2 separate regions of the Homo sapiens genome follow, and region 1 is linked to region 2. Evidence: read pairs that join two places in POLR2A ChIA-PET (ENCODE). Cell type or tissue: Panc1. All regions are shown on one strand. Each heading gives the region's core, and the rest is flanking DNA. Links, peaks and the distances in the headings are about the cores only. Region 1 has its middle 8.6 kb from the start of HAGLR. Region 2 holds the start of HOXD11 (homeobox D11).

Region 1 (5,372 bases), core at 238-5,237, 92 kb before region 2:
TTAATTGAGAAAGCTTTAAGCTAAATCTATTCATCTTGAGTTCCAAATGATAATTATGTTTTATAACTAAAATTGGAAGGAGGCAGAAATAGAACATCTGAAACCTTTAGTCTTTATTTACATATGAATTGCAGCTAGCTTACCTTTGTCATTGTGACACATGTTGAATTAGGGACAGGTATAAAGCAATACCTTTATTCCTCTTAGTTCATTCAGAACAAAGTTCATTCATTTCATTGGTGTACTAAAATATCTAAGCTGCAATTGTTTGTGTTTACATGGAACCAATTGAGATAACATTGTCCTCTAAAATATGTAAATTTTTTAAAATCAAGGGCCAAGCCCCAAATTACAAACCTTTAATAAAAACAGGCCTTGAGAATTCTCAGATAGCTTCCCCATGTGACAATTCTGAAGCATACAAACACAGTTGTTTCTGAAGTTCCCAAAGGAACCATATGCTGCTAGAAAAATAGATTATTCTGGTTGTATGTGTGCTTTTATTTGCAGTCAAAACAGAAGCTTATTGGACTTTCTTGGCAGGTTAACCCAAGGAAGTTTAAATTTTAAATCTTTTTAAGATTTTTAGGGACAAATAGTATGCTATTTTTGTCTGAATAAGAAATATTGTTGTTTTAATTCATCATTTGGAGCTCATTTTATATATTCACATAGAATCTACCTTTTCTACAATTTTTTTTTTTTTTTTTGAGACGGAGTTTCACTCTTGTTGCCCAGGCTGGAGTGCAATGGCGTGAACTCAGCTCACCGCAACCTCCGCCTCCCAGATTCAAATGATTCTCCTGCCTCAGCCTCCTGAGTAGCTGGGATTACAGGCATGCATCACCACACCCGGCTAATTTTTGTATTTTTAGTAGAGATGGGGTTTCTCCATTTTGGTCAGGCTGGTCTTGAACTCCCAACCTCAGATGATCTGCCCGCCTCGGCCTCCCAAAGTGCTGGGATTACACACATGAGCCACGGTGCCCGACCTACAATTATTTCATAAGCGAGTAGTTTTTTTCCCCCTATATGAAGCTAACACACTTCACATATTCAAAATGTGACTCAAGTTTCAGATGTAAGAGGAGATGTAAACATTTACATATGATAGAGTAATTACTCATACAGGCAATTGAATACTAACACTATTTTGACAATTAGATCATAAGCAATCAGGAAAAATAATTTCTATTTATATAGAACTGTCCTTCAGCCATTAATTAGACCACAACGTGTCCTTTTTGCAGCAAGTTTTTATTTATTTTTTTCAGTTTAAGGGTAGGTTTTTATAGACCCACAATGGCAATAGAGTTTTTTTGTTTGTTTGGTTTTCGTTTTTTGTTTGTTTGTTTGCTTTTGAGACGGAGTCTCACTCTGTCGCCCAGGCTGGAGTGCAGTGGCGTGATCTCAGCTCACTGCAAGCTCCGCCTCCCGGGTTCACGCCCTTCTCCTGCCTCAGCCTCCCGAGTAGCTGGGTCTACAGGCGCCTGCCACCAAGCCCAGCTAATTTTTTGTATTTTTAGTAGAAACGGGGTTTCATCATGTTGGCCAGGATAGTCTCTATCTCTTGACCTCGTGATCCACCCGCCTCGGCCTCCCAAAGTGCTGGGATTACAGGCGTGAGCCACCGCGCCCGGCCGGAAATAGTTACAGTTTTATGCACAGTTGAGAAAATTCACAATTCCCCACTGCCAGAGTAGGTAGAGGGAAGAATTTTTCCTTTCTGCAGCAACAGGAGTTAATGTGGTTGATCACTCCTCTTCTCACTTTGATGTCCACAGAACACAACCTGAACCTCTCTATTTTAAAGAATGATAAATTCAACCCTGGGGAGGTGCTACAGTGTAGGAAATGTATGTAAATCATCATTGCATTCTAATTTATGGCACCTGACCTCTAAAGTGCCATGTATGTGAATTCACATGTCCTTTTGGATAGAAAAAAACTGAACAAAAGTGTGATGGATTTAAGTTTTCTGTGCTCAGAATAAGCCAGTAAACTAGAAGCAGTGGGTAATGGCCTGACACCTCTTCCATCCTTTATTTCTCCCGGGCTTCTTCTAAGGTCTTGGGGCTTAGTTTAGTGAGTGCCCAGCCATTGCAGTCATCAAGCATTCATTAGCTGCCATTTTCCTTTCCTCTGTTATTATGTACCACCAGTATTTTGCTAAATGTATTGAATAACCCTAGACTTTACTTATTCTCTCCAGCCATATTCACTGCAATGATTCTTCCCTTCCCAGTATCTCTTTAATCCTAATTGGTAATTGTCTGTGCATGGCACCTGGAAACTCAGTACATATTTGTCATATATGTAAGTATTTCTCTCCTTCAGTCCCTGTCTTTCCATCCAAATGCCTATCACAATGCTCATTACCCATTCTGTCTTAATAATTAGCAAAGGTTACACTAGACATTGTTCTAAATGATCCACATGTATTATCTCTGTTCTTCCTCACAAGTCAGTGAAGTAGAGACATTAATATTCCCATTTTTAAGGGAGGAATGTAAAGCTGAATGACACTGAGTCACCTGTCCCGGGATTTGTGCCCAAGCCTGTCTGCTTCCAAGGTTCACTGTGGTAACTACTACATTTAATTGTCTCTAGAAACCCTCTGCTAGACCTCATTTGGTTTCGTCAATCTTTCTCCAGGAGTTCTGTTGCCATAAGGTACTCCAACAACTATAATAAGTAACAAATACAATATATTAAAAAGCCTCAAACAACAACCAAAATGCATTATAAATTACATTCTGTAAGAATAAAAGGGATTGGCTGGGCATAGTGGCTCATGCCTGTAATCCCAGCACTTTGGGAGGCCGAGGCAGGTGGATCACCTGAGGTCAGGAGTTCGAGACCAGCCTGACCAACATGGCGAAACCCCCTCTCTACTAAAAATTCAAAAATCAGCTGGGCATGGTGGTGGCCACCTGTAATCCCAGCTACTCGGGAGGCTGAGGCAGGAGAATTTCTTGAACCAGGGAGGCGGAGATTGCAGTAAGCCAAGATCACACCACTGCATTCCAGCCTGGGCAACAGAGCAAGACTCCATTTCACAAAAAAAAAAAAAAAGAAAGAAAGAATAAAAATAATAAAAGGGATTGTTTTAGATAACATTCACACTTTATTGGTATACAAAGGATTTAATCAAAAGAATGTACCAGATGCATAAGGAGGAAAGTCTATAAGCTCTCCCTCCTTCAGCTTTCTAGCCTCCTATTTGTATTTTACTGTGTAGTCAAAAATCACTTGTGTTCTATTATAAGTGATGAAATATAGAGAATACTTAGCAAGTAAGTTATCAGAGTGTTCCTCACCTGGTAGAAAGCACTTGATGAGTAGCACTGTAAGCTTTGATCCACATTCAACATTCAGCAAATGGTATAGGACCACTATTATGTATAAAATACTCAATGATAGATGAAATATACATATGCCCATGCAAGGGGAACTAATGATAGGGGAAGAAAGGCAGAAAGAGAAAAAGACCTCTCATAATATGGCAGGAGATTCTAAGTGCTTAAGCAGGTAATACAAACAATAAATACTACAGCAGCTCAGAGGAGTCAGCTTTAAATTTGGATGATGTAAAAAAAAGGTTTTATAGAGGTGGTGAGGTTTGAGCTGTGCCACAAAGGATGACTTTGGATAGGCAGAGAGAAAGTAGACGTATGAGACAGGAATGATGTGAGAAAAGGTTCAGAGGCAGGAAAGCATAAGTTTCTTGCAGGGAGTATAAACAGTCCACACTAACTGGGGGTAAAGTTTGTGTGTCAGGCAATGGTGGGAAATTATCAGGGAAAAGATGGCTGGATACAGGTGTTGAGGGCCTTGAATCCCAAGCTAAAAACATCTGAGTTTCTTCTACTTGCTACCAGCAGCTACTGAGAGTTCAAAGTGGAACAATACAACGAAAGCAGGGCTTTCAAATGGATTGACTGGGAAGAAGACTGGACGCAAGGAGACCAATAAGGCATCAGTTGCATTGCTGAATGAGAAATGATAAAGACTAAGCCAATGGAGAAGGAGAAATAGAGTTTGCTGACTAATGGAAAGAAGGAGAGATTTGTTTATCCATATTTCTTTTCTTCGACAGAACGGAGCATTCACTTCAGAATCCCATTTATCTGAAAGGAAGAGAAAAGACTCAATATGACTTCTCTATTCTGAAAGTTGTCAACTTTGAAGTATGGAATTAAGGACAAGGAGTTTGAGAATCCAAATAGAAAGTGCTGACACCATTTGAAAAATCTCTTGTTAAGATCTAGTTTATCTATTCAAAGGAAAGTGGTCTTTTTGGAGGCTCTCACCATCGTTAGCTTTTAGTTCATCAGGTAGACAAATGAGGAACATTACCTAGTTCACATATACATATGCACATACACCCAGATTCTAAAGCCAGATAATTTTTTTTTTTTTTTTTTTTTTTTTTTTTTTGCGACGGAGTCTCGCTCTGTCGCCCAGGCTGGAGTGCAGTGGCGCGATCTCGGCTCACCGAAAGCTCCTCCTCCTGGGTTCACGCTATTCTCCTGCCTCAGCCTCCCAAGTAGCTGGGACTACAGGTAACCGCCACCACTCCCGGCTAATTTGTTTTTATATTTTTAGTAGAGACGGGGTTTCACCGTGTTAGCTAGGATGGTCTCGATTTCCTGACCTCGTGATCTGCCCGCCTCGGCCTCCCAAAGTGCTGGGATTACAGGCGTGAGCCACCGGGCCTGGCCCAAGCCAGATAATTTTTAAAGGTCTCAGAAATTACTTCAATCCCAGCCTCTCATTGACATTAATCTTACAGAGCTACAGTACTACTAAATACTCTTCAGTAATAACCAGCACAGTAAAGGATTGTGAAGAAATGCTAAGGTGATAAGGGAATGTAATGATCATCCAGACCAACCCACTTTGTTTTATAGGAGAATCTAAGACCAGGCAAGCTATTTTTCCTTTTAATCAGAAAATACAACTGGTACTGAAATCCAGGTCTCCTCCCTTAAGAATAATGTTCTTGGCCAGGGGCGGTGGCTCACACCTATAATCCCAGCACTTTGGGAGGCCGAGGTGGGCAGATCACGAGGTCAGGAGATCGAGACCATCCTGGCTAACAAGGTAGAAACTCTGTCTCTACTAAAAATACAAAAAATTAGCCAGGCATGGTGGCGGGTGCCTGTAGTCCCAGCTACTCAGGAGGCTGAGGCAGGAGAATGGCATGAACCCGGGAGGCAGAGCTTGCAGTGAGCTGAGATTGCGCCAGTACACTCCAGCCTAGGCGGCAGAGCGAGACTCCATCTCAAAAAAAAGCAAAAGAATAATGTTCTTACTGGGTGTGACAGCGCATGCCTATATTCCCAGCTACTTGGGAGGCTAAGGCAGGA
Region 2 (5,372 bases), core at 239-5,238:
CGGCTCAGGCGCCTTGAAGAGCACGTCCGGCCGGCGGCCCGCGGGCGGGAGAAGCTCGCGTTGCATGGCCGCCTCCTCGGCCGCCGCGGCCGCCGCAGCCGCCGCCGCCGCCGCCGCGTAGTAGGGAGCGTAGCCCCCCGCGCCGCCGCCGCCCCCGCCGGGGCCGCCCCCGCTGCTGCCGCCCCCCGCGCTGCCGCCGCCGCCGCCGCCGCGGTACGGCCACTTGGCGCGCTCCAGGCCGTAGTCGCGGAAGGCCACTTCGCGCACGGGCTGGACGTGCGGAGCCAGGTTGGAAGAGTAGGGGAAAGTCATCTGGCAGGACGACGGTTGGGAAAGGAACGAAGGCTTGCTAGCGAAGTCAGACGGGGCCACATAGTAGGCGCAGCCCGGCAGGTACATGCTGGCTGCGCTCTGGCCGCACTCGTCAAAGTCGTTCATGACTCCGCGGCGTGCGCGCCAGCGAGCCTCTGGCCGCTCCCCGCGCAGCCAACCTGAGCCATCGATTGCACAAGAGGCTTGGGCCAGGATCAACTAAGCAAAAATCCCCACCGGGCGCTGACGTGCAATTCATCTTGATTGATTCTGGTGGTAATTATGTCACGTGACGCCATGAAGAGAAATGTCCTTATATCTATATCAACGCTCGCCAACACGCCCCGGGACGGCTCCTGGCGCCGAGACGCGCGCGCTGGGGGCGGATCGGCTGCCCTCTGCCGCCAGCTCTCCCCGGGCGCTCCCTGACCAGGCTGCGCCTCAGGCCGGTCACCTGCGCGCCGCTGGCCGCTGTCACCGCTGGGCGCATCTGCCACCGCCCGAACGGGCCGCCCGCCCGCGTCCGCCCTCCCGCGCCGCTTTAAGTACGCGGACCGAGGCCGGCGGGGAGGAGGAAGGAGGGGGAAGAGGGGGAGGAAGGGGGAAGGGAGAGAAGCAGCGAGCAGAGGGGGGGAAGCCCCGGCTCCAGGCTCCCTAGAAGCTAGGAACTAGGTGTGAGGGTGTGAGGTTCCGAACCCCACCCCCCTTACTGCAGCCGCTCCCTCCCCCGCGACTCTGCCACCCTCTGCAGCTCACCCGCCTGGGAGCTTGTTGCTTCTTGTTCACCGGGCGGGAGTAATTTCGCCACTCTCCAGGGCGCAGGGAGCCCTGATTTACATATTTTTCTGCCCAGCGCGTTCAGAGTGGAGTGACTTGGCTCTTTCCGGTTCTGACCCCAAGGGTGCGAGTGCTGGCCTCGGAAAAACCCAGGCCATTCACCACCTAGGCACTCACCCAGGCCGGGGCCTTCGTGCCCACCCGGCTCTCTTCCCTTCTCTCTGGTTTCCCTCTCTGTTCTTGTCTCTCTTTCTCCTTGCCTCGTTTCTCTTCAGTCTTCTCCCTTCTCTCTCCTGTCTTCACTTCTCTCCTTCCTCTTCTTTTCCGCTTTCCTTCTTCCTTCCTCTTGCTTTCCTGTCTCCCTTCTCCTCTCTCTCTCTGTCCTCTCATCCTCTCCCCTCCTTTCCTCTAAGCTGTGTGTCACTGTCTCTGTCTCTCTCCCCGTTGCCTCTCTGCCTTCTCCTTCAGCACTGAAGCCAGGAGGGGGCTCAGCCCGTGGTCCCCAGCCTCCCTAGAATCTGGGGAGTCTGGTGAACAAAAGGATCTGGAGTCCTACTCTTAGGGTGCTTGGCTTCCCGCTGGCTCCCCACAAGAGACAACCCCCACACACTCGCACCTTCGTCCTCCTCACCCCTCTGCTTTCAGGCCTAGCCTGGGTGTCCGCCTTATACCTAGACCCTTCACTGCTTCGGAGCCCCGCCAAGGCCTGCGAATCCACGCCGCGTTTCCCCGAGGCTCTTCTGGTACCCTTGGGTCTGCATGGTCACTTCAGCCCCTCCCCCAAGATAGGTTGTCTCTCTAAGGGCTCTCAGCGGAGCCTGACTCCCTCCTGGAGCCCCTCTGTGTCACCTGGCTCTGAGGCAGACTCTTCGTGGGGCACCCCATCCACTCCCCCAAGGCCTCACTCTCCTCCCAGCCTGCCGCGACCCTCTCCTAGCCCATGGGTCCAGGCAAGGCCTGGGATCCCACCTCCGAGTGAGCAGACGCTTTTCAAAGGTAAACCGTCTCTTCCCAAACCCAAATCCCAGAACCGAGGGCAGGAGGCTGCCCCTTTCCCCAAGATTCCTCCGCCCAGGCAATCCCAGCGCTGGGGCCTGGGCCTCAGTCCTATACCCAGGGCAGGCGGCGCTGGCTGTGATGCTGGTTCCCTCCCTGGCCCGGGCTGCTGCAGTGCCGGTGCTGTGCGCTCTGCCCACCGTGCGGACAGACAGAGAAAAGGCGGGTGGTCTGAGCTAATATCTATTTTCTGGCTGATGTACCCCCCCTTCCTCTTTTTCTCCTCCCTCCCTTTCTCCCTTCCTCTCTCCTTCCTCCGCCCCTTCCCATGTCTTCTTCCCTCCCCCAACACTGCGCAAATAGGTCTGTGGCGACTGGAGGGCATCGAGCCTCCCCCAACTAGAACTGCCCATCTTGTGTGCTCCCTCCCCGCAGCTGGCACCCCCGCCCAGATTCCAGCTGACATTCTTCTCCTCAACCCAGACCCCCAGCACACTTATCTGCCTCCCCATCTCCATCCCAGGCCCAAGCCTCTCCCTTTCGGGCTCGTGGTCGACGCCCCTGGATCTCTCTCCTAAAATGGCTCCCTGGACGCTGCACACTGGCCCTGCGGTAGCTCAGGACCCAGGGCAGCTGCGAGGACTTCAACCCGGGTCTTTATGTGTCTGGGGATTCGCAAAATTCTCGCACCTTCTCTCTACTGGCGGCACGGGGTGGGGTGCAGGCAGCCCGGCGCCCCCAGTATGGAGCCTGCTGACCGCCGAAGAGGGAAAAGGGGAGGACGAACCATTCAAGTTCAACGACATGGCGACGGCAGCTCCGGCGGGAGCAGCGATTTGGCGGGGGAGGGTGAGCCATCTGCAGTGGCGCGCCGGTGCATAGGGGAAGGGGGCGGCCGGCCCCTTTCGGCTCCTTAGCGCGGACCCTTGCCCCCCGACCCACTCCACAACCCAGAGCGCTTTCATTCCAGTCCCAGCCCGCTTGGCTCTTTGGCCCCAGCTCCCTCCTAGTTCCTACCCCCATTCCCCAAACCCAGGGAAAACCGCAGCCTCCGGACCCGCGCGTCCCGCTCGAGAACCTACCGTGAAGACCCCGACTCTGTGGCCTTGTCCTTGCCTGCGCGGCCCCACCCGAAACGCAGGGAGCGCACCAGGCCTTCGGGGCGCAGCCAGCCGCTCCGCGAGAAAGAGCTTTCCGCACAGCGCCAGGACGCGATGCGGTGATTTTGAGTCACCCAAGATAAGACACTAACTTGACCTTAACTTTGTCAGGGCGCCCCTGGTATCTGGAGAACGTGAACAGACACTGTCTGGCAGCTCTCGTAAAAGCTGACTGGGGAAGGGATTCTGAGTCATTTCATTTATTGCCACTACAGTTCTGCAAGAAAGCTTTTCCTCCCTGCCAAACTTTAATTATTTATGCTCTTTTAAGAAACGAAAGAAGAGAAATGCAGGGAAAACACCCAGAGCCAGTTCCTTCCCTACAGAGCCTTCGGAATGGACTTCTTAAGTCAAGCGACTGGAGAACAAAAATATGGGGAGATCACCTTTGTCTAAGGACAGTGGGGCAGTCGCCTTGCCCTCCCCCACTATCACTGAGGGGGGAATGCAGCTGGGAGAGGCGGGTGAAGGGTGAAGGGGCATCCCCCCACATGAATATTTACAACGGTTCCAGATTTCTCTTCCACCCGCCGGCATCCCGGAAGCCTCCTCAGCCCGCCTCCCTGGGGGAGAACCCCCAGGCCTTAAAAGCGTCCCCCCTTCCCCGCCGCCCTCTGAGTTCCCAACTGATTGAATGCCAGATGAAGCTGTTTTTTTCTCGTTTTAAAACTGTTTTCTTGGTCAAGAGGCCCGCTTGGACTGCAGCATTTCAGAGGACACATTTGTCTTTCTGAAGGGAATGTTGAGCACTCAGATTTTAGCGTCCTTTCTCTTCGGCTTTTTTTTTTTTTTTTTTTTTTTAACAAATTTCCTAGTGGTTCCAAATCTCTGCGGGAACCCGGGCTATGGAAGGAGACACCAGAGTCTTTGTATTTGTGTGAAATAGCAAACGGGATAGATTTGGAAAAGACTGCTGAACCAAGAGATACGCTTTTATATTTAGAATAATTTAATTTTCTTTGAGGAGTGATCTCCATGAATATCCCCTCCCCCCACTCATCCCAGGCTAAAGGGAAAGAACACGATGATTTAATGATATATTTTGGAAAGAAACGGCCTCCGTGTTTTCTGTCTTAAGGCCTGGATCTGAGTTCATATGCTTTCCTCCTCCTTTCCCCAGCCTTCCGAGCGCTCAGTGCGGCTTCAGCCTTTGTTCAGTTGTTTTTGAGGAGGCAAACCTCTGAATGCAGACTCAGACTTGGAGATCCTGCTCTGGGTACCATCGCCTCTATGTGCCCAGCCAGGTGGAGAATCCTTTTGAGCCATAGGGCCTTGGCAGCTCTTGCTTCTTTCTCTCCTATTGAATATATATACATATAGGTATATATAGTTGTGTGTGTGTATACAATTAAAGAACAATTAAAAATTTCAATTATACACCAAATTTGCTTCTGGGAAAGGGAGTTGAAATGTTGAATATTCAGTGTTAGTGATTTAGTGGTTTTGCTAATTCTTCCTCTAGCTAAAAGCTAGTTTCCACCTCCACCAGCTAGGAGCTTGTTTTTGCAAGAAAATGAGTAGCAAGCAGGCCCTGAATTTCCTGGACTAAGCTAGAGGTTCAGATGGACTAGGGAGTTTTGAGGCCCCATTTCCCAAGGGAGTCTGCTGGGCGCCTGGTAAACCTGCTGGTATCAAGGATTTAGCAGGACATAGCCGGTTCCAGAGAAGTCAGACCAAAATTCGGTGGAGACAGACGTTTTGTTTTGACATCTGAAGAACCTCAAATCTTTACAGACCCCGAATACCAGCAAGCTTTAAAATTTGAGAATTTAGGCTAAGTGTGGAAGTCCCAGCTTGCAACAAGCTGAGAGTCCCCTTAATGTGTGAGACACACTCAGATCTGCCATGGTCCTTCCCTTTTGGATATTCCAAACATATTTGGTTTGTAGGCTTTTACACACCATTTCCTGACTGCCTCGGAAGCCATTTTCTCATTTAACGAACAGTCAACACTCGCGGTGAAACAATAACCAGAAAAGAAAAACGAATTTGGTGGCCTGAAAAACATTAAGGTGGAATCCAAAACATTTTGAAAAATTGACTTCAGCTCCTTGACAGCTTGGCTCAGACCTGGATATTTATTTTCACTCAAAACATTTGTATATATTGTGTCTGATATATACAAGC

What was found. ChIA-PET counts read pairs that join two places held together with the same protein. Peaks named below come from ENCODE experiments on the same cell type or tissue, not always from the same donor. Only the 100,000 strongest peaks of a DNase experiment are listed, where the experiment ranks them.
Region 1: POLR2A ChIA-PET joins it to region 2 with 7 read pairs; 2 of 35 experiments call an interaction of 5 or more read pairs at or near these places.

The regions. Positions count from the first base shown.
Region 1 is chr2:176,194,913-176,200,284 of GRCh38, reverse strand. No RefSeq gene overlaps it. Among named protein-coding and RNA genes, the nearest start is that of HAGLR, 8.6 kb to the right of the region's middle. In Panc1, for the core only: no CTCF peak of the experiment used is centred there; a DNase peak (open chromatin) is centred at 1,094.
Region 2 is chr2:176,102,422-176,107,793 of GRCh38, reverse strand. It overlaps HOXD11 (homeobox D11), which reads right to left and starts at 514. Exons shown (of 2, transcript NM_021192.3): 1 at 1-514. The coding sequence starts at 438. It overlaps HOXD12 (homeobox D12), which reads right to left. Exons shown (of 2, transcript NM_021193.4): 2 at 5,305-5,372. RefSeq lists an enhancer at 2,658-3,644. In Panc1, for the core only: no CTCF peak of the experiment used is centred there; no DNase peak of the experiment used is centred there; H3K4me3 peaks cover 881 bases.